3 separate regions of the Homo sapiens genome follow, and all the other regions are linked to region 3. Evidence: read pairs that join two places in POLR2A ChIA-PET (ENCODE). Cell type or tissue: OCI-LY7. All regions are shown on one strand.

The links. Peaks named below come from ENCODE experiments on the same cell type or tissue, not always from the same donor. Only the 100,000 strongest peaks of a DNase experiment are listed, where the experiment ranks them.
Region 1: POLR2A ChIA-PET joins it to region 3 with 13 read pairs; 2 of 35 experiments call an interaction of 5 or more read pairs at or near these places.
Region 2: POLR2A ChIA-PET joins it to region 3 with 18 read pairs; 3 of 35 experiments call an interaction of 5 or more read pairs at or near these places.

Annotation. Positions count from the first base shown.
Region 1 is chr4:39,349,148-39,357,147 of GRCh38, reverse strand. RFC1 (replication factor C subunit 1) reads left to right here. Exons shown (of 25, transcript NM_002913.5): 2 at 5,672-5,800. Among named protein-coding and RNA genes, the nearest start is that of RFC1, 13 kb to the left of the region's middle. RefSeq lists an enhancer at 3,004-3,053. In OCI-LY7, no CTCF peak of the experiment used is centred here; DNase peaks (open chromatin) are centred at 1,817, 3,107 and 3,507; H3K4me3 peaks cover 4,371 bases; H3K27ac peaks cover 5,045 bases.
Region 2 is chr4:37,919,154-37,927,153 of GRCh38, reverse strand. The region is part of intron 2 of TBC1D1 (TBC1 domain family member 1); the gene reads right to left. Among named protein-coding and RNA genes, the nearest start is that of TBC1D1, 32 kb to the right of the region's middle. In OCI-LY7, no CTCF peak of the experiment used is centred here; no DNase peak of the experiment used is centred here.
Region 3 is chr4:37,847,524-37,855,523 of GRCh38, reverse strand. PGM2 (phosphoglucomutase 2) reads right to left here. Exons shown (of 14, transcript NM_018290.4): 11 at 6,873-7,002; 12 at 5,151-5,340. Among named protein-coding and RNA genes, the nearest start is that of PGM2, 25 kb to the right of the region's middle. In OCI-LY7, no CTCF peak of the experiment used is centred here; DNase peaks (open chromatin) are centred at 2,953, 4,223 and 4,843; H3K4me3 peaks cover 2,337 bases; H3K27ac peaks cover 4,510 bases.

The DNA of each region.
Region 1 (8,000 bases), 1.5 Mb before region 3:
TGTGCTCTGCTTTGTTTTCTAAAGATGGATTAAAGAAAGATTAGGAACAGAAAGTAGAATGAAAGCTTCACAAGAACAGAGACCTAGCCTGTTTTGTTTATCCCAAGCATCAAAAATAGTTCTTGGTCCATAAAAGGCTCTGAGTAAATATTTCTTGAATGGATAAATGAATGATTGAATGAAAAAAGTTGATGCGGGCTCTTAAAATTCTTCCTAGCTAGAACTTGTTACTGTTCAAAAGTTTTTCAGACCACACTTATATTTCACTCACCAGTGTTTTCCTCAGAGAAGTTTTTGAGACCCATGCTAGACTGTTAAATTAGTAACATCAATTATAAATCTAGAGATATTTCTGATTTCTTTAAAAAAGTTATTAGTTTGACTTAAAATAAATTTTAAAGAAGAGGAAATGTCCTACTAAAAGTGAAAGTATATTTTTGTTTTTTGTAGCCACAATGTTTTAATATGAGAGTAACAGAAAATCAATTATAGAAACTCAGTTTTATTAACTTAGCTCAGAAATAATATATAATCAGCATTAATTTAATACCTTCTTAAAATTTCTTAGGTAAAGTCATAGCACAAAGTTAATCCCAATTAAAAGATTCTTTTAATACATAATCTTTAAAAACAAATCTACCATTTATTTTGGTTTACATAATCAAGAACCTCTCTTTCTGAGTGCAGTTGTGAAGGTCAGTGGCCTGAGGAATAACCGTTCATGTGTTCAATGAATTTTTTTGTTTTTAAGACGGAGTTTTGCACTTTTTCCCCAGGCTGGAGTGCAGTGGCGTGATCTTGGTCCACTGCACCCTCCACTTCCCGGGCTCAAGCCGTTCTCCTGCCTCAGCCTCCTGAGTAGCTGGGATTACAGGCACGTACCACCAAGCTCGGCTAATTTTTGTATTTTTAGTAGAGATGGGGTTTTGCCATGTTGGCCAGGCCAGTCTGGAACTCCTGACCTCGTAATCCACCCGCCTCGGCCTCCCAAAGTGCTGGGATTACAGGTGTGAGCCATCACGCCCTGCCTACCATTTCTTTTAGAAATGAAATTACTGGGCAAAGGGTATGTACCTTTAAAATTTTGGTAAGTGTGGCTAGATTGCCTTCCATAAAGGTTATACCAGTGTTTTTTTTTTTTTTTTTTGAGGTGAAGTCTCGCTCTGTCACCAGGCTGGAGTGCAGTGGCATGATCTCGGCTCACTGCAGCCTCCACCTCCCGGGTTCAAGCGGTTTTCCTGCCTCAGCTTCCCAAGTAGCTGGGACTACAGGTGTGTGCCACCATGCCCAGCTAATTTTTGTATTTTTAGTAGAGATGGGGTTTCACCATGTCGGCCAGGATGGTCTCGATCTCTTGACCTCGTGATCCACTCACCTCGGCCTCCCAAAGTGCTGGTATTACAGGGGTTAGCCATTGCGCCCAGCCAAGGTTATACCAGTTTTCACTTTTATCAGCAGTATAGTGCGTGAGCATCTGTTTCCCCACATCCTTGACAGATATGGGCATTATCAGTCTTCTAAAACTTAGGGGAAAATGATCAAGTTTTAACTTATCTGCTTATTTGTGACATCTAGCATTTTTTATGTGTGTTGGCTATTTGCATTTCTTTTATACTTTGCCTATTAGGAGCTTTTATTTATTTTTTCTATTGGTTAGGTTATCTTTTATTGATTTGTAGGAACCCTTTTACAAGTTTTGTGTGTGTGTGTGTTTTAAGATAGGTTATTGCTCTGTTGCCCAGGCTGGAGTACAGTGGTGTGATGGTCATGGCTCACTGCAGCCTCAAACTCTTGGCGCGCAAGTGCCACCCCAGCCTCCTGAGTAGCTGGGACTACAGGCATGCAGGCATGTGTCACTACACTAGGCTGATTTTTTTTTTTTTATTTGTAGAGATGGGGGTCTCCCTGTGTTGCCCTGGCTGGTATTAAACTCTTGGGCTCAAATGATCCTCCCGCCTTGGCCTCTCAAAGTGTTGGGATTACAGGTGTGAGCCACCACACCTGGCCTGTTGTGTGTGTGTGTGTGTGTGTGTGTGTGTGTGTGTGTGTATTTTTTTTTTTTTTTTTGAGATGAGTGTCGCTCTGTCGCCCAGACTGGAGTGCAAAGGGGCATTCTTGGCTTACTGCAACATCTGCCTCCCAGGTTCAAGCGATTCTTGTGCCTCAGCCCCCTGAGTAGCTAGGATTACAGGTGTGCACCACCACACATGGCCAATTTTTGTATTTTTAGTGGAGATGGGGTTTTGCTGTATTGGCCAGGCTGGTCTCAAACTGCTGGTCTCAAGCAGTCCAACTGCCTCGGCCTCCAAAGTGCCGGGATTACAGGCGTGAGCCACTGTGTCCAGCCTGTTGTAGATGTTTTTAAGTTAGTTGCTTTTTTTTTTTTTTTTTTTTTTTTGAGATAGTTTCACTATGTTGTCCAGGCTGAACTTGAACTCCTGGGTTCAAGCAATCCTCTTGTCTCAGCCTGTCTGGTACCTGGGACTGTAGGTGTGCACCACAGTGCCCAGCTCTGTTGCTTGCATTTTAACTTTGTTTATGGCACTTTTTGTGTAGTAAAATCTGCCTTTCTTTAGGGATGGTTTCTGGCCTTGATGTTCTGCTTTGAGGGACTTCTACTTGCCAAGATTGAAAAATAAATTTAAATATTTGTTCCTTTCTCCACTCATATGCTCAACAAGAATTATTCTGTGCAGGCAAGAGAAGTGTTTAGATTCATTATTTGGGAGTTAGACTTGTTTTTCTGCATTTCATGAAGTCTTTGAAGGTCTAGAACACTGGACAGCAAATGTTAATTGGAACAGTCAGGTGAAGTCACGTGCTATAAATTAAGGACAAATTGCTGACCTTTGCCTCTTAGATGTTTATACCTCAGATGGCTGCTCACACTGGAGATAGTTCTAAAAAAGTATGAGTAGAATGGCTTCCATTCTGATGAAAATTATTTTCTAAAAGCTTTGATTTTTAGTGTATACTGAGTTAGGTTACGATGCTGCAATTTCTTTAACTCTTACGTTGCCATCAGAGTGTGGGGGAGTTTAGGGGAGTAGGGTAAAGTAATGCAAAGGGAAAGAAAGGAGGATGTGAGTGGAAATAATTACGTAGGGAGGAAATGGTGTAACAGTGCTAAGGAGTGGCAGTGCAGATTTTTGTACAGACAAAAACCAGACAGATCAGTGTTAACAGTGGCTCTGTTTCCTGAATTACATTTTGTTTTCTTTCTCTTCTCAGTTTTAAGCATTTTTGGTCCGAAAACAGGTTGAAAACCACCACTTGCTTTAACCAGATTATTAATTTACAGTTTGGTTATTTCCATGGCACACATGCACTATCACTCTGTCTTTGTGTGTATGTGTTTAAACAATCACTACTTTTTATTTTTAAAATGTTTCCATCTATGAGCTCACTTAGAACAGTCATGATTGTTTGAGTGAAGAATCACTGTGTAATTTCAAAAGTGAAACTGATACGAAACTCATTTGCTCCAGAAGCAATAAAGTAGTTGTCAGCCTCAGACTTGATTCTCTGTAATTATAGGAAAGACTGTGGTTTTCTTTATTGTTCTTCTCCTCTTTAGCATCTGATACAGATGTCTCAGTTTCATAGCTGAGACACCCAGTCTGTAAGCAGTATCTTTTAAACTTAGACTTAATTAGGATGGATTTGTAACTAGGAGATTTACAAAAGAGGATATAAAGCCAGAGAAGTCTTTAATCTTTTTTTTTAATTTTTTTTTTTTTTTTTTTTTTTGAGACAGTCTCGTTCTGTCGCCCAGGCTGGAGTGCAGTGGTACAATCTCGCCACACTGCAACTTCTGCCTCCCAGGTTCAAGCGATTCTCGTGCTCCAGTCTTCAGAGCAGGTGGATTATAGGCATGCACCACCGTGCCTGGCTAATTTTCATATTTTTAGTAGAAATGGGATTTCACCATGTTGACCAGGCTGGTCTTGAACTCCTGGCCTCAAGTGATCCTTTTGCATTGGCCTCCTAAAGTACTGGGATTATAGGCATGAGCTACCTTACTTGGCCTTAAAAAAATTATTTAACATGCTATGTACTTCAATTATCTGCTTTGTTTATTGGCTTAGCCACAGTTATTTGTGTGTGTGTGTGTGTGTGTCACACTTATTTGGGATTTTTGACATTGTAAGAGTATGACAATTATTGTCAGGATCTAGGAAATAATTGCTAACTTTTCTTAACACTTTACAAAGTACTTTTATAGGCATTTCTCTCAGGCAATAAAGAGAGGTAGGTTGTAGGGATAAAAAGTGATAAAAACTGGTGATTACAACCATCAAGGATAGGAAGAGGGAAAATGATACAGGTGGTTCTTAAATCCAGTTCTTTGGAATTCAGATCCTACATTCTCATTATTTTTTCTTCTTATACCCTTCTCTATAAGCAGAGATAATGATAAACAGAGTGTTTCAGTAATATGAAGGGATGATAGTTCAGAAATGAGGTGAGGGTAAGATTTTTACTGGGCCAGAATTGTGGTAGATGCATAATTAATCCACATAAAGGGTCAGTATTAGTCCCACTTTACTGAGGAGAAAACAGATAAAGTAGCTTGCCCAAGATCACACAGTTAAAAAGCACTAGAGCACAGATTTGAATTAAGGCTTCTGATTCTAAGGTCTGTTCCCTTTCCTCTATACCACAGTTTCTTAAACTAAATTTTAGAGAGGTGGGGAAGACTATGCAAAGGTTAGGAAAAGTGAGTGATTTTAATTGTAAATTACATTGTAAATGTTTCAGTGTGATTAATTTGAATTCTGTGGTTTAACACGGGTAATTAAAGAGCATATTGTAATAAGCATCAAAGGTTTTTTTTCTTCAGGATGTTGAAAAATCATATAAAGGAAAACAATTTGAAGCTTTTTAGTTGCCAGGAATGATTAGGGTTGTGAGAGTTATTCTTTCATACTGGAGTATATGTTCCACAGACAAGGATCATATTCTCCAACTTTGTCTTCTCCCCAGCTATGCCTGGGATGATGGGATGTGTATGTGTATGTGCATGTATGATCAATAATAAGTAACTGCCACTTGCCTCTTTAATAACTCTGATGTCATTAGCAAAAATATCACTTGCTTATTTTGGCCTGTTTTTGGCCTGATTCTGAGAATTTATATTACTCTTTATTAGACAAATTATTCTTTTTTTTTTTTTTTTTTGAGACGGAGTCTTGCTTTGTCATCCAGGCAGGCTGGAGTGCAGTGGTGTTACCTGGGCTTACTGCAACCTCTGCCTCCTGGGTTCAAGCAATTCTCCTGCCTCAGACTCCCAAGTAGCTGGAATTACAGGCACCTGCCACCATGCCCAGCTAATTTTTTGTATTTTTAGTAGAAACGGGGTTTCACCATGTTGGCCAGGCTGGTCTCGAACTCCTGACCTCAAGTGATCCACCCACCTCGGCCTCCCAAAGTGGAGGGATTACAGGCGTGAGCCACCGCGCCTGGCCGACAAATTATTCTTAACTCAGGTAAAGTTATCAGTTAACTTTTGCACATGAAAAGAAAGCTACTATATTCGTGGAACTATCTTGGTATGGAAAAATTACTCAGGGTAACCCAGTGTGTACATAAAGCTGTCCCATCTTACAATTGAAGTTATAATTTTATGCGGTTAATGTTTATTCGTGAATCTCCTGTTTTTTGCTTTTAGGACATTCGGAAATTCTTTGGAGTAATACCAAGTGGAAAGAAACTTGTAAGTGAAACAGTAAAGAAGAATGAGAAAACAAAGTCTGATGAAGAAACTTTAAAAGCAAAGAAAGGAATAAAGGAAATCAAGGTTAGTTTTCTGGGTATAATTTTGCATTGAATGAAATGTAAAATAAACTCAGTTCTTATAAGTTTTTTTTTTTTTTTTTTTTTTTTTTTTTTTTCCTGAGACAGAGTCTTGCTCTGTCGCCCAGGCTGTAGTGCAGTGGTGCAATCTCGGCAGACTGCAAGCTCCGCCTCCTGGGTTCATGCCATTCTCCTGCCTCAGTCTCCCGAGTAGCTGGGACTACAGGCGCCCGCCACCACACCCAGCTAATTTTTTCTATTTTTTAGTAGAGACGGGGTTTCACCGTGTTAGCCAGGATGGTCTCGATCTCCTGACCTCGTGATCTGCCCGCCTTGGCCTCCCAAAGTGCTGAGATTACAGGCGTGAGCCACCGTGCCAGCCATTCACTCCATTCTTTATGCCCTAGTTGTCATATATATTACACCTACATATGTTAATACTGCACAATTCAATGTAATTTTACTTTAAATAGATGTGTATTTTTTAAAAAAATTAAGGCAAAAATTGCTGTTTTTATTTTATGCACGTATTTGCTATTTCTGATGCTTTTCATTTCTCACTGAAGATCTGAGTTTTCGTCTAATATCATTTTCTTTCAACTTGAAGAATTTTGTTTAGCATTTTTTGTAGTGTAGGTCTGTTGGTGATAAACCTCTATAAGTTTTTGTTAATCTGAAAATGTCTTTATTTTGCCTTCATTCTTGAAGGTTATTTTTGCTGGATATGGAATTTTGGGTTGACTGTTTTTTAAAAAACTTAAGCCTTTTAAAGATGTTCCACTGTTTTTTGGCTTCTAGTTTATCTGATGAGATGCCTCCAGTCATTGATGTTGTTTTCTCATGTGTGTTGTTTTTCTCATGGTTCATTAAAGAATTTTTTAATTTTTGGTTTTCAGCAGTTTGACTATGGCTTACCTGAGTGTGGTTTTCTTTTGTTTATCCCATTTTTGGTTTCTGAGCTTCTTTAATCTGTAAATTTATATCTTTTATCAAAATTGGGAACATTTTGCTATAATTTCTTCAAATATTTTTTCTGCCTCATTCTCTCTCTTCTCTTCTTGAATTACAATTACATAAACGTTGGAGTTTTGATATTGTCTCACGGATCATTGAGCCTTGTTCATTTTTATCAGTCTTTTTTTCAGATTGAGTACTTTCTCTTTCTGTCTTTAAGTTCATTGATTCTTCTTTTATCACCAATTTACTGTTAAGGCTATCTAGTGAATTTTTATTTTACATATTGTATTTTTTAATTCTAGAATTTTCATTTGTTTCTTTTTTGTAGCTTTAATTTCTGTCTTTTATGTCCTTGAGTGTAATTATAGTAGCTGCTTTAGTTTTTATTTTGAGATGGAGTTTTGCTCTCATTGCCCAGGTTGGAGTGCAATGGCACGATCTCGGCTCACCGCAACCTCTGCCTCCTGGGTTCAAGCAATTCTCCTGCCTCAGCCTCCCAAGTAGCTGGGATTTTAGGCATGAGCCCCCATGCCCGGCTAATTTTGTATTTTTAGTAGAGTTGGGGTTTCTCCATATTGGCCAGGCTGGTCTCAAACTCCCGATCTCAGGTGATCTACCTGCCTCGGCCTCCTGAAGTGCTGGGATTACAGGTGTGAGCCACCGTGCCCGGCCTAGTAGCTGCTTTAAAATTCTTATCTGCTAATTCTGACATCTGTGTTGTATCAAAATTGGTCTTCATTAAATGCCTTTTGTCCTGATTCTTTGGGTCATGTGTTAGTTCAGGCCACCATGACAAAATACTACAAAATAGATGGTACTGGCTGATTAGGTGTCTGGTGAGGGCCTTTTTCCTGCTTTGTACATGGCTGCCTTCTCGTGTTGTCCTCACATAGCCTCTTCTTAGTGCATATGGGTGGAGAGAGAGATTGAGCACTGGTGGAGAAAGAGAGATAGAGATTGAATGAGCACTCTGGTGTCTGTTCTTATAGAATGCTAATCCTGTCAGATCAGAGCCCCACCCTTACGACCTTATTTATCCTTAATTACTTGTTTAGAGGTTCCAACTCCAAATATAGCCACCCTGAGGGTTAGGGCTTCAACGTGTGAATTTTGGGGACACAGACATTCAGGATATAACATTCCATCCATGGCCACCCAGAATTTATGTCCTTCTTGCATGCAAAATACATTCATTCCATCATAACAGCCCCCAAAGTCTTAACTCATTTCAGCATCAAGTCTGAAGT
Region 2 (8,000 bases), 72 kb before region 3:
ACAGTAATATTTCTTTTTTTTTCCTTTTCTTTTTTGAGACAGAGTTTCGCTCTGTCCCCCAGGCTGGAGTGCAGTGGCGTGATCATGACTCAATGCAACCTCTGCCTCCTGGGTTCAAGTGACTCTCATGTCTCAGCCACGAGAATTACATTGGGGTTACAGGCATGCGCCACCATGCCCGGGTAATTTTTGTATTTTTAGTAGAGATGGGGTTTCACCATGTTGGCCAGAGTGATCTTGAACTCCTGGCCTCAAGCAATCCACCCGCCTTGGCCTCCCAAAGTGCTGGGATTACAGGCGTGAGCCACCATGCCTGGCCATAACAGTAATATTTCAAGCACCTGTAGACAAAGCTACCACCAATAAATCCAGCTGAGACTTAGAGGACTGTTTAAAGTTCTAGCCTGTGTAACACAGAGTTGGTGGCAGTGGCCAAAGAGAAGGCAGGACCGATGTCCACGTCCAAGTAGCCTTTCCATGGGGACCAGGTTTGGACAGTAAGAGTTCAAAAGATATGTATTGAATTGAGGGCCACATCACCAGGGCTCACCTAGAAGTGGGGCCGCATCACCTCGATCTAGAATATGCCACAGCATCAGCACCCCCAGAGGAAGGGAAGCCTCAAAAAGGCAGAGCCAGGATCATTACATAGAGTTTTTGATTGCTGAACGAGGGTACCTGGACAAAGATGCAGGTGAAGAATGAACTCACCACCCTTCTGCTGACCAAGCGATGGAGCAAGGCCACCTCCTTTCACAGGAAGGAAGGGGCACTTTGTAATTTGTACAGAGGTGCCATATGGCTTGAGCAGCCCTATAGAGCAACGCTAAGGCATTGAGCAGCCACAGCAACCTGACCTAAAGTGACGGCAGGCAGAAAGTACCCTATGGAGGCACAAAGGGAGGGAATCCTTATCCTGGTGTAAATCCAGTGTCATTTCTGCCTCTGGCATTCGAGTTCAGACAATAATGTTTACCACTAGAAAGGTCTTCCTGTATACTTTCTCCATGTGGTAGCTTTCTTCCAAAGTACACATGTTCCTTCCAAATAGTTAAAGTTAATGCACACAGATTACGGAGCATTTTCTTCTAATGATGATGGATAATCATAGAGCCATTGCAGGGCACCATCTGGCAAGTTCTGTAGGATAAATGTCCTTCAAACAGAAAGACATAAATCTGCAGTAACTGAATTGAATAATTTAAATCTGTCAAAAGTAGATGGGGAAATATTTAGGGCCAATTTCTCTCTTTTGTTTTATTGAGTAAATTGATACCAAACTACTTTGATCTTTTCTAATTGATGATAACATATTATTAATTTATTTTAAACTTTTTTTTTAGAACAGTTATCTCAAGTGGCATGATTATAGGGTGGTTTCTGTTTTTTTTGTTAATATGTTACTATTTTTTTCCAAATTGTCTGCAATGATTATGTATTTTTCTTTTTTTCTCTCTTTTTTTTTTTTTTTTGAGATGGAGTCTCGCTCTATCACCAGGCTGGAATGCAGTGGCGCGATCTTAGCTCACTGCAACCTCCGCTCCTAAGTAGCTGGGACTACAGGCGTGCCTCACCATGCCCAGCTAATTTTTGTATTTTTAGTAGAGACAGGGTTTCACCATGTTGGCCAGGATGGTCTCGATTTCTTGACCTCATGATCCCCCCACCTCGACCTCCCGAAGTGCTGGGATTACAGGCGTAAGCCACCACAACCAGTCGTATCATTTTTATAATCAGAAGTAATATATAATTTTTTTTCTTCACTTGTTTCTTTGTTCCTTCCACCTATAGACAGCGTTGGTTCAGGTTAGGAAATGAAAGAGGCTGGTAAAATTGGTCACTGGCTTGGCAAGAATAAAACCCAGCAGTGTAAATGGCAAAGACAAGACACCATGTGTGAAAGGTAGACCTGGCCCTGCACCATCCATGCAGCATGCTACAGGGTGATCGCACTTTCTTCGAATTCACGGGAGAGAACACTAGGTATGACGTGTGACTGTGTGCCTCGGCATGGAGCCCAGGGCCTGGCAGACAGTGTATGCTGCATGTGTGTTCCTTCACGGCTTGGAGAGATGACTTTATGAGTAGCAGCAGCAAGAGCATAGCACAGGATGTGTCGTTGGCATGTTAATTTCTCTGAGTCTCAGTTTCCTCAGCTTTAAAGTAGGAATAATAATACCACATAGAGTTGTTGTGAATAGTAAATAAAATAATGCGCATAAAATACATAGCACATGCTTGGTTGACCCAGGAATTCCACTTCTTGGTATGTACCCAAAAGAATTGAAAGCAGGGACTCAAACAGGTATTTGTACACCCATGTTCACAGCAGCATTATTCACAGTAGCCAAAGGGTAAAAACAACTTACATGTCCATCGACAGATACATGGATAAGCAAAATGTGGCATATACATGCAAGGGAATAATACTCAGCCTTAAAAAGGAATACAATTCTGATACTGCTAAAACATAGACAAGCCCTGAAAATATTATGTTAAGTGAAATACACCAGACACAGAAGGAGAAATATGGGATTCCCCATATATAAGGTGCCTAGAATAGGCAAATTCATAGAGACAGAAATAAAAGAGGTTTCCAGGGTCTGGAGGCAGGGAGCAGTGAGGAGTTATTTTTAATGGCTACAGAGTTTCTGGTGGGATGATGAAAAAGTTCTGGAAATGGGTAGTGTAATGGTGGCATAACACAGTGAATATACTGATGCCACTGAACTGCACACCTAAAAATGGTTAAAATGACGGATTTATGTTATGCATATTTTACTGCAACAAAAAAGTATTGGGTTAGTGGTAGATATTTCTTCTGTCATTATTAATAACAGAAAAAATCAGTTCATACAAACAAAGTATAGGCAACCCATAAACTTGAACTGACTCATAGCACTGTGATGAGAAAATATCCCATGAGATTGTTTGGGGAGGGAGCATGGCAGGGGTGGTGTGGGGGAGGAGAGGGCTGGTATATGGCAGTGACACCAGTTAGAGCGCAGGGCTTGAGCCTCAGGAGCTGAGGCAGGAGCCAGCAAGGTGTAGGGTACCTAAGGAAGCCGAGAGTAAGACGACTGGGTCTGAAGCAAATTCTAGAGATTGCAAAGATCGATCACAGTGAGTCCCAGCAAGACACAGGAGCCAAATGAGGCTAAAAAGAGGTGACTATGCCGGGTGCATTGGCTCACGCCTGTAATCCCAGCACTTTCGGAGGCCTAGGTGGGTGGATCAGCTGATGTCAGGAATTCAAGACTAGCCTGGCCAACATGGTGAAACCCCATCTCTACCAAAAATACAAAAATTAGCTGGGCATAGTGGTGCACACCTGTAGTCCCAGCTACTTGGGAGGCTGAGGCAGGAGAATCACTTGAACCTGGGAGGCGGAGGTTGCAGTGAGCTGAGATGGTACCACTGCACTCCAGCCTGGGTGACAGAGTGAGACTCTGTCTCAAAAAAAAAAAAAAAAAAATGGGGTGGGGGTGCAGCAGGAGAATAATAGTTTAATAGTTAAGGCTTTTGTGGTTACAACTGCCACTCACCTCGATGGAATTAAACATACATGTGGACTTCATTGGCTTGTGCACTTGAAAAGTGCAGGGAGACTTCCAGCTCCAATAAGTTGGATCCCAGTGTGCAGAGGATATTAAAGAACCTTGCTTGACCCAGCAATCCCATTACTGGGTATATACCCAAAGGATTATAAATCATTCTACTATAAACACACATGCACACATATGTTTATTGCAGCACTATTCACAATAGAAAGACTTGGAACCAACCCAAATGCCCATCAATGATAGACTGGATAAAGAAAATGGGGCACATATACACCATGGAGTACTATGCAGCCATAAAAAAGGATGAGTTCATGTCCTTTGCAGGGACCTGGATGAAGCTGGAAACCATCATGCTCAGCAAACTACACAGGAACAGAAAACAAACACTGCATGTTCTCACTCATAAGTGGGAGTTGAACAGTGAGAACACATGGACTCAGGGAGGGGAACATCACACACCAGGGCCTGTCAAGGGGTGGGGGGCTAGGGGAAGGATAGCATTAGGAGAAATACCTAATGTAGATGATGGGTTGATGGGTGCATCAAACCACCATAGTACATGTATACTTATGTAACAAACCTGCACATTCTGCACATGTATCCAAGAACTTAAAGTATAATTAAAAAAAAAAGAGAGAGAACTTTGCCACCCCATCCATTAGCTGTGGCACCTCCTTATTGTCTTCGTTCACACAGGCAGCAGCCATAGGGTCCCCTGTGAGAGATTCTTTTTCCAGGATTGACTCTGATTTGCCTGGTTTGGATCACAAGCCCACCCCCAAACCAATCATTGAGGCCAGGGCAGCAGAATAGGCTAATTAGCCATGGGCCATCTCCAGTGGACTATATAGAGGTGCTGTTGATTGATTCAGTAGAATGGATGCCGATTGGACAAAAAGGAGGAATATTCTGTAGCAGGAGACAAAATTCAAAGTGTAGGAAGCTAGATAGAAACAGAAAAAGAACTGAGAATAAGCAGAGGTCATGAGTGGGAACAAAGCGAGGGAGTCTCAGACGAGTACAGATGAGGGTGGAGGGTCTGTGGTCTGGCTTACTGCCTACCAGTAACTAGCACATGATTCAGGACGGCTTAAAGGCACAGGCTCTTGGTTGCCTATGGGCCCAGAGTTCCTCTGTACTGAGTTCTAACAGGGTTGCCTGAGCCTCCCCAGTGTCTCCACCTTGTAGTTAGAGTTACACAATGAAAATCAGGAGGTTAGCTTCTAAAGCCAGAACCCCTCTAAACAGTGATGGAATAGGACATAAGCCCGAGCCTCAGTTTCCTCAATAGGACGGGTTGAATTACAAGGCACATAGGAATCTGTATGTCTGGGCCTCCATCCTAAACAACTGTAAATTAGTTATGATACCAAAACAAAAGATGGGTGAGCATATTAAATAAAGTGATACGTGAAAGTATTTTATAAATTACAAAGAACCATGCAAATTAGTTGTGGTTATTATTTTTAATGTCAGCAGACAGGGGAGGTAAAAAGGAGGAAAAAAAAGTGGAAGGGTATCCTATTTAAGAGTAGAGATAAAAACAGGAAAAGAGGCTGGGTGTGGTGGCTCACACCTGTAATCCCAGCACTTAAATAAGCCAAGGTGGGAGGATAGCTTGAGGCCAGGAGTTCATAAGCAGCCTAGGCAACATAGCGAGAAGCTGTCTCTACAATTTTTTTTTTTAAATTAGCTGGGTATGGTGTGCACGCCTGTAGTCTTAACTGCTTGGGAGGCTAAGGCAAGAAGATCACCTGAGCCTGGAAAATCACCTGAGCCTGGAAGTTCAAGGCTGTAGTGAGCTATGATTGTGCCACTTGTAACTCATGACACCCTAGCCCCCAAAAAACAGGACAGGCAAAATCAAAATTATATATATGGGCTGGACGCAGTGGCTCACGCCTGTAATCTCAGCACTTTGGGAGGCTGAGGCAGGCGGATCATGAGGTCAAGAGATCGAGACCATTCTGGTCAACATGGTGAAACCCCATCTCAACTAAAAAAAAAAATACAAAAATTAGCTGGGCATGGTGGCGCGTGTCTGCAATCCCAGCTACTAGGGAGGCTGAGGTAGAAGAATTGCTTGAACCTGGGAGGTGGAGGTTGCAGTGAGCCGAGATCACGCCACTGCACTCCAGCTTGGCGACAGAGGGAGACTCCATTTCAAAAAAAAAAATTATATATATGTATTTTGTATATATATGTATTATGTATATAATATACATATAAAACATATATGTTTATGTTTTTTTTTCCTGGGTTGGAAGTCACAGATGGCCTCTCCATGTCCTTGACACCATCCACTCCTCTCTGCAATCTGGCGTCTATGCCCTATTACTCCACTGCCAAAGGTCATCAGTGACCACCCGCACTGCCAGATCTGTGGGATGTTCATCAGCCATTACCTTTACAAAGTTCATTACTGCTCTTGACACTGTTGTCGTTTGTCTCCATTCTTTTTTTTTTTTTTTTTTTTTTTTTGAGACGGAGTCTCGCTCTGTCGCCCTGGCTGGAGTGCAGTGGCGCGATCTCGGCTCGCTGCAACCTTCGCCTCCTGGGTTCGCGCCATTCTCCCGCCTCAGCCTCCTGAGTAGCTGGGACTACAGGCACCCGCCACCATGCCTGGCTAATTTTTTGTATTTTTAGTAGAGACAGGGTTTCACCGTGTTAGCCAGGATGGTCTCAATCTCCTGGCCTCGTGATCGGCCCGCCTCGGCCTCCCAAAGTGCTGGGATTACAGGCGTGAGCCACCGCGCCCGGCCCCTTTGTCTCCATTCTTAAAACTCCCTACTGTTTTGGGACAATGCGGTCCCATAGGTCTCCTCCTACCTTCATGTTCCTTTGTGGACTCCCTTCCCTTACCCACTTCTTAAAACACTCACATTCCCCAGTGTTCCTTGCTCCCGGGATATTAACCTCTCTCATCGTTTTGACTCCCATGTGTATGCTCCACCTGCATGGCTCCAGCCCTGCCCACTCCGCTGAACTTCAGCCCATTGAACATCCCTCAAACGGCTCCAATACCCCAGAAATCTGCAGTGGAAGTCATCGGCCCCTCGCCTCCAAGTCCTTTTACTTCCTATTTCCCATCTCAGGCAGTGGCCAAGGACAGATGCCTACTCATTCATTCTCCCTCCTCTTTTCTGCACTCCCCAGCTCACACTGGCTCTGTGTTTTGTCTCTTTACCCGGTTCTTATTCCTCCTTAAAGATTTGGCTCCAAGGTGGTTTTGCAGAACCCCAGGTGGAAGAGAGCTCACCTAGTGGCCTGCACAGAACTCTACCTTACTACCTCTTACGAGATGACATTGAAGCACCTGTCTATGACTGTCCTTCAAACTACACCCCCCAACCCCAGGGCCCACCGGACTCTAAGTGCTTCAACGACACGGGCTTTTTGTTGGGTTTTTGTACCCACTAAGCCTAGCACACTGCCTGGCACACAGACAGTTAATGTTTTTTGTTGTTGTTGTTGTTTTGAGACGGAGTCTCACTCTTTGGCACAGGCCGGAGTGCAGTGGCGTTATCTCGGCTCACTGCAAGCTCCGCCTCACCGGTTCACGCCATTCTCCTGCCTCAGCCTCCCAAGTAGCTGGGACTACAGGCTCCCGCCACCACGCCCGGCTCATTTTTTTGTATTTTCAGTAGAGACGGAGTTGCACCGTGTTAGCCAGGATGGTCTCGATCTCCTGACCTCATGATCCGCCCCCCTCGGCCTCCCAAAGTGCTGGGATTACAGGCGTGAGCCACCGCGCCTGGCCACAGATAGTTAATGTTTACTGAACTAAACCAATTCTCGCCAGCTGTGGAGAAGCTAAATAAGAACATTCTGCTTGTGATGAAAATAATTTTACTTTTAACTATCAGCACAGATTATTTAATGTGATCACTTAGCATTGATAGTGTCAAAAGAGGAGGAAGCTCATATATCTAAACTATGAAACAGATGATACAGCAGATTCTGCATTTACATTACTTATTTTGAGAAATATGTATTTCTCTTTTTTTTAACCAGTGATCACATATGAGTCTTAAATAGGAGTAGTTGTGCTTTTCCCAGTAGTTAACTGCATAGAAACTGTGATCAAATTAAAATATATAACCTTAGCCAGGCGCGGTGGCTTATGTCTGTAATCCCAGCACTTTGGGAGGCCCAGGCAGGCAGATCACTTGAGGTCAGGAGTTTAAGAACAGCCTACCCAACACAGTGAAACCCTCGTCTATATTAAAAATACCAAAAAAAAAAAAAAACAAAAACAAACCAGCTAGGCATGGTGGCACATGCCTTTTCAGGTACTTGGGAGGCTGAGGCAGGGGAATCGCTTGAACCCAGGAGGTGGAGGTTGCAGTGAGCCGAGATCACACCACTGCACTTCAGACTGGGGGACACAGTGAGACTTCATCCCAAAATAAAATAAAATCTATAACTTTAAAATTC
Region 3 (8,000 bases):
ATGCCAAACAAATCTATTGGTTAGAAAAGAAAAACATTCTGGAGGAAATCAGAAAATGTACTCCACATGAATGAAATACTAAACGATAGTAATTTATGAATATGTGGTCTACTATATGGAATACTATTCAGCCTTAAAAGAGAAGGAAATCCTGTCATTTGCAACAATATGGAAGAACCTGGAAGACATTATGTTGAGTGAAATAAGCCAGGCATAGAAAGACAAATACCGCATGATCTCACCTACATGTGGAATCCGAAAAGGTTGAACTCACAGAGGCAGAGAGCAGAATAGTGGTTACCAGGGGCTGACTGGGGAAGGGTGGGGATAAGGGAGGGGAGTTTGGGGAGATGCTTGTCAAAGGGCCTAAAGTTTCAGCTAGACAGAAGAGAAGTTCAAGAGATCTATTGTACAATACGGTGACTATAGTTAATAATGATGCATTGTATACTTGAAAATTGCTAAGAGAGTAGATTTTAAGTGTTCTCACTACAAATACATGATCAATATGTGAGGTAACACATTCTAATTAACTTGATTTTAGCTATCACAATGTATACATTTTAAAACATCGGATTGTACATCATAAATGTATACAATTTTTATTTGTGAATTAACATAACTAAATTAATTTTAAATAAAGAAAATTAAGTAACTTTGTGTATTAGCTTTTACTTCCCTAGTTCTATTGAAGTTATTAAAGTTTTATTTAAACACATCATTTCACAAGATATTGACTTAAACAGATTAATACACCACAAAAAAAAACCTCAAACTAGATTATATTTACTGTTATAAAGTGAATCTTTGCAAAGAAAATTCCATAAGGAGTTTTTTTTGTTTTTTTTTTTTAAATAAAGCTTCCAGGCTGGGCGCGGTGGCTCATGCCTGTAATACCAGCACTTTGCACTTTGGGAGGCCGAGGAGGGCGGATCACATGAGGCCAGGAGTTGGAGACAAGCCTGGCCAACATGGCAAAACCCCGTCTCTACTAAAAATACAAAAATTAGCCAGGCATGGTGGCGGGTGCCTGTAATCTCAGCTACTCAGGAAGCTGATGCAGGAGAGTCACTTGAACCCGGGAGGTGGAGGTTGCAGTGAGCCGAGATTGCGCCACTGCACTCCAGCCTGGGTAACAGAGTGAAACTATGCCTCCAAAAAAGAAAAGAAAAAGAGAAAAAAAAGGAAGCTTCTGTAAGAAAAAATAAATGCCATATAAATTTACTGGTTAGAAAAGAAAAATGGTCTTGAGGAAATGGTATATTTATATTTGATAGGTCCCAAAACTCCATTAAAATAGAGGTACTTTGAATAGCATAAACACACGGGCAAAGAGACAAAGAGGAGGTAGCAGCTGATGGGGCTGCCAACCGATCGCACAAGTCAGAAAACAGATGGAGGCACAGAACTGGTCTGGTGGGACCCAGAGAATGAAATCTGAGTGCCTGCGGAAGGAGACATGGATGAGAACTGAGGCAAGGTGCTCTGCAAAATCCTGGCCAAGCTCAAGAACCAGAGGCACCAGGTACTGCAAAAGGCAGATGTGAGGCAGGGGTGGAAAGCAGGAACAGGGTTTGAAAGAAGTTCTTAGACCATCCCGGTTCCTTGCCCTGAGCCCACACCGTCACAGAACCACCTCTTCTCCATTTCTGCAGGAGATGGTTTAAATTCTCTGGAGATTAAATCAGAAACATTCAGGAGTTGGGGAACCTGGGCAGGGCATGATGAAAACAGAGGGATCAAGTAGAAGTCCTCAGGCTGACACCCCCAGCTCCGCCCCAGTCATGCCTCCAGGGCCTTGGCATCTCATCTTATCATCCTTGGGTAGGTGATTAAGGTCTCATTAAATCAGGGGGATCCCCTTATAAAGTTAACTTGCTACCAATATCCTCTGAGTGAAGTATGTCATTTGATCTGCATATGTACACAGAGCTTCCAATCAGTTCTTAGGTGCCCAAAGGAAAATTAAGGATCATCAGACTTTTGGGGAAAGACATCATGTAAAAGACAAAGTCCAAAACAAACAGAATAAAAAGAACTTGGTGGAAATAAAGAGAATGTAGCAGAAAAAGAAGACATATATTTTTAAAAAACTATAATTAGGTCTATAATCCTTAGAGAGGTAAGATATTGTTTACATTAAAAAAAAAAAAAAAAAAAAAAAGGAATATCACCCTGGGCAACACAGCAAGATCCTGTCTCTACTAAACTAAAAAACCTTAGCTGGGCATGGCGGCACACACCTGTAGTCCCAGCTACTCAGGAGGCTGAAGCAGGAGGATTGCTTGAGCCCAGGAGATCAAGGCTGCAGTGAGCTATGATCATGTCACTGCACTCCAGCTTGGGTGAAAGAGCAAGACACTGTTTCAACAGGACACTATTTTTAATAAATTAGTTATAACTGAAACAGCCAACAGAGGCACTGAAAGCTAAAGCTAAGGAAATCTCCCAGAAAAACAGAAGAAGAAAGAAAGAAACAAGAAAAGTAGAACATCAGTCTTGGAAAGCCAGCATCTAAGAGCTCTTCAAGAAACAAAGAACTGAAAATGCAGGGGAGGTGATTATTTTAAAAAATAACCAATTAGCTCCCTTTCCTGATACATAATCAAGAAAACTTCTCAGAACTAAAATAAATGATTCTACAGACCAAGTATCCAGAAACATGAATAAAAAGGGACCCATACTATAGCATATCACTGTGAAATTTTAGAACCTGAAGTTTAGAGAAAAGTTCCTAAAATCTTCCCAGAGGAAAAAAACAAACAAAACAAGTTGCATGGAAAGGACTGAATAAGTATGGCATCAATAACCTTACATACAGCATACAGTAGGCCTTAACTATCTGCTGAAAAAGGAAGGATTGGAGGCTCAATAGCAATGCTGGAAGCCCAACAATAATGGAGCAATGCTTTCAAAACTGTGAGTCAGTGAAGTGTGAGGACAGAATAAGACATTTTCGGACTTAAATGCCACCAAAAACTTACCACCCAATTACTTGTTCTCAGAAAGCTATTAGAGGATGTGATCTAGGAAAATAAATATAGAAAGAGGAAGCCATGAGGTCTAGGAGCAAGGGACTCAATCCTGGAGAAGGGCATTCCCAGGATGACAGCTGTGCACCCAACCAGGAGGGCGGCCATTGGACATGGACCAGGAAAACCCTACTGAGAGGCATTTGAAGGATTTGGGAAAAACTGCTGACAGGACATAGAAATCCAGGCAAATGGAAGAACAAAGCAACTATTACTACATGAATTAAGGCAGGCGCAGTAGCTTACGCCTGTAATCCCAGTACTTTGGGAGGCTAAGGCAGGAGGATCACTTGAGACCTGCCTGGGAAACCTAGGGAGAGACTCGTCCCTCCAAAAAAAAAAAAAAAAAAAAAAAAAAGAGCTGGGCATGATGGCATACCCTTGGTCCTAGCTACTCAGGAGGGTGAGGTGGGAGGATCACTTGAACCTGGGAGGTCAAAGCTACAGGGAGCTGTGATCATGCCATTCACTCCAGCCTAAGTGACTAAGTCACACAGCAAGACCCTGTCTCCAAAAAAAAAGAAAACAAACAAACAAAAGGTACAGGAAATACAATTCTCTATACAAATTAGGGAAACCTAATCAAAATACACTACTTAGCTAGCAGGCAACAGCAGTTACTAGTCATAATAACAAAAGCACGGAATCTGATTTAACCAAAAGCTGTGGCATAAACGTACTGTGAGGATGGGGAGAAGAGAATTATTGAATGTAGAAAGCGTAAGAACTAAATCTTTATCTCAAAAATAGAAAGTCAACAAATTGTAAAACTGGTATATCAAAACATCACTATATGAGCACATGATTTACAAATCTAGTCTTGGTGACATGGCAATGAGGTGGCAGGGGTGGGACTGCCACGTTTCATCGTAAGCGTTTTCATACTATTTCTATTTTAAAAATATGCTGTGTGCAGATGAAAATGAAAAATAGAACAAAGAAAATATCAAAGAACGTGCCTAACATCTCATAAGGATATTCTTAACTTTCCTCCCCCAACCCCAACATAGAAAGCAACACTCTTCTGCTACCTTTGTGTCTTCTTTTGTCTCCAGTGAAAGATCTGCTTGGTGTAAAGAATGCAAACTCAGGCTTTACAGCCAACAGCTCCAATACACTCAGAGAACAGAGTACACTAACTAGAAAACAAACAGTGGTTCTCAAAGTGAGGACCAGTTGCATCAGTACCACCTGGGACCTTGTTAGAAATGAACATTTTTGGCTCCTACCCCAGACCTACTGAATCGGAAAGTCCAGGTGTGGGCTCCAGCACTCTGTTTCCCCAGCCTTCTTGGTTACTGATGCTCCTGCAAGTGTGAGAACTCCTGACAGGGAGAGAATGCTGGATCCTGAGATAGAAAACCCAGATTCTCCCTGGACCACCACCAACTAAGCTCTGTGTCCACAGACAGGTTCCACACTTCTGATCACTTATTGCCTAAGGTGCGAAATGACCACACAGGCTTTGATGACTAGTTCCTCTTTTTTTTTTTTTTTTTTTGAGATGAAGTCTTGCTCTGTCACCCAGGCTAGAGTGTAGTGGTGCAATCTCAGCTCACTGCAACTTCTGCCTCCTGGGTTCAAGCAGTTCTCCTGCTTCACGCTCCTGAGTAGCTGGGATTATAGGTATGAGCCACCACACCTGGCTAATTTTTGTATTTTTAGTAGAGATGGGGTTTCACCATGTTGGCCAGGCTGGTCTTGAACTCCTGACCTCAAGTGATCCACCTGCCTCGGCCTCCCAAAGTGCTGGGATTACAGGTGTGAGCCACCGCTCCCAGCCTAGTAGAGTCTCTTTCAGTTCTAGCCTGCGGTTTTTAACTTACCACGCCCAGCTAATTTTTGTATTTTTTAATAGAGACCGGGTTTTGCCGTGTTGGCCAGGCTGGTCTCGAACTCCTGATCTCAAGTGATTTGCCCACCTCAACCTCCCAAAGTGCTGGAATTATAGGCATGAGCCACCACATCCGGCTTCCATATATTTTTTATAGCTTATTTATAATCACGCCTAAGTGCCTAAAATCAGCTTCAATTAATTGTATGGTTAAATAATTTATTCAAATTATTTTAAAAGGTAAATAGAAAAGAGGTTAGTTGAAAAGAGAAGACATTACTTACAGCTTTTTTATCAGGTTGGCTATCATCATAGCCAGTTGTAAGGTCCCTAATGGCAGAAATTTCAAATTTGCCACAAGCTTTTGGATAATTATTTTTTCCATCGTAGTTTCTGAGGTTTTCAAATAATTTCTTAATGGTTTCTTGATCATGGCAGATAAAATAGGAAGCTTTAGTAATATGGTAGCCATACCTATCAAACAAATACAAATTCATGCACATGAGGAACAAATAATTTTGTAGGGTGGACACAGAACATGTACCAACCAGTGTATTCTAAAATAAATATGGCTGGGTGTGGTGGGTCACGCCTGTAATCCCAGCACTTTGTGAGGCCGAGGCGGGCAGATCACCTGAGGTCAGGAGTATGAGACCAACCTGGCCAACATTGAGAAACCTCGTCTTTACTAAAAATACAAAAATTAGCCGGGTATGGTGACAGGCACCTGTAGTCCCAGCTACTCCAGAGGGCTGCAGCAGGAGAATCGCTTGAACCCAGGAGGTGGAGGATTCAGTGAGCCAAGATTGTGCCATTGCACTCTAGCCTGGGCAACGAGAGACTCCATCTCAAAAAATAAAATAAAATAAAATAAATAATAAAATAAATGTAACAGCCAAAACTGACGCCAAAGGAATAATTTTTAAAAGACCATTAAAACAGAGGTCTAGGCCAGGCACAGTGGCTCACGCCTGTAATCCCAGCACTTTGGGAGGCCAAGGTGGGTGGATCACCTGAGGTTAGGCGTTTGAGACCAGCCTGGCCAATATGGTGAAACCCCTAACTCTACTAAAAGTACAAAAATCAGCCAGGTGTGGGGACACCTATAATCCCAGTTACCCGGGAGGCTGAGGTAGGAGAATTGCTTGAACCCAGGAGGCAGAGGTTGCAGTAAGCCGAGATCACACCACTGCACTCCAGCCTGGTGACAGAGCAAGACCCCGTCTCAAAAAAAAAAAAAAAAAAAAAAAAAAGAGGTCCAACAATCTACCCCAGGGATCACCAAATGACTGCCTGGTCTTCCGCCTGCATTTGCACAGAGAGCCAGGTCACACGCATTTCTGTATTCTCTTTGGATGCTTACGCACTACACTGGCAAGGCAGAGTTGAGTAAGTGCTACAAAAAAATGAATAGATGTATTATGAAGACATTCAATCTTTTTTGATACTGGACACTTAAAATCACATTCTTTCATGTTGTCATTTGTTAAGAATTAATGCGATCGGGAATAGTAATTACTAACTTGTTACATATCAAAAGGAAAAGGTGATCTCTTTAGTTTTTTTAAATTTTTTTTTTTTTTTTTTGAGACAGAGTTTAGCTCTTGTCACCCAGGCTGGAGTGCAATGGCGCGATCTCGGCTCACTGCAACCTCTGCCTCCCAGGTTCAAGCAATTCTCCTGCCTCAGCCTCCTGAGTAGCTGGGATTACAGGTGCCCACCACCATAACCAGCTAATTTTTGTATGTTTAGTGGAGACGGGGTTTCACCATGTTGGACAGGCTGGTCTCGAACTCCTGACCTCAGGTGATCCACCCGCCTCAGCCTCCCAAAGTGCTGGGATTACAGGCATGAGCCACTGTGCCCAGCCTTATTTAATTTTTATAAGAAATAGAATTCATCACCAAAATAAGAGCATTAGAAAGGATATTAGTATCTCATGCATAAGTATATAATAGAACATTTCAAAATATTATTTCAATCCAACAGAGTCAATAACAACTTACTCCACATAAATGGCCTTTAGTTGCTGAGACAAAGACAAATTCTTGGTTGCTAGGAAGCTAGCCAACTCTGCACTTATGACAGCGGCACTGACTCCATCTTTGTCCAGAACAAAAGGGCAGCACATGTATCCTGCAGAAACACACGTCATACATACATCTATACAATACTGTGTCAAACCACATATGAGTATGAATCCTGGCTATTGCATATTAGAGGTTGTACAGTGTTGCGTGTATGCACATTTCTCATTAATACCTTATGTTTAGGAATTTAGCCCAGTGCCTAGCCCATAGCAGGCCTTCAAGAAGTATTTGCTGAAGAACCTGCAAGATTTTCCCTCCTGGCCACATGGTGCTCAATCACTAGAGTCATGAAACTCCTTCCAGCTCATGAAATTGTTTCTAATTGTCCTAGTCAATACATATCTCTTTCTTCTCTGAATCCCAATAGTATTTGTTAGTTACATTATTCATTTTGACATCTGGCCTCTACTCTTGTGTGTGATTACTTAACTAAATCTATCTAAGCTGCTGTAGGCTAAGGTCAGTGCCATCCATTTCTTTTAGAGTCACTGAGTAATAGACATGCAATTAATACTTGATAAATGAAAGAAAATCTTTCTTAAAATAAAAAGCTACGGAAAGACAAGTCTGCCAAATCTGACAATAAAAGAGCAGAACCTGAGCGATTATGCTTTGATTAGTTAAATCATGTGTTAGTGTTGCAGAGAATATACAAATGAATATAAATAAATCTAATGCATAATAGTTTTTACTAAATTAATAGCTAAAAGCGTTTGGTACAATGTGAGTTTCAAATTTCTATAGCTAGTTCTCCTTTCTGTTCATTTATATTGACAGTTTAGGACAAGGGTTTTTCTGTCATTCTGGCTGGACCTGGGTCATCCTTTTGGGTGAGTATCATTCTGATGACAGCAGCAAACCATGCCTTCCTTCTCCTTTCCTCTGGCTAGACCGTAGCATAGATCCTCATTAGCACTTTTGGAGGAGGAGGGACATTAAATACCACAGTGTTTAGGCCTGGATATTAACCACCACAGTGGAGGAAACATCACAACTCCCAAAATACATGTACCGGCAGCCAAGCATACAATGTCACTGTTTTGA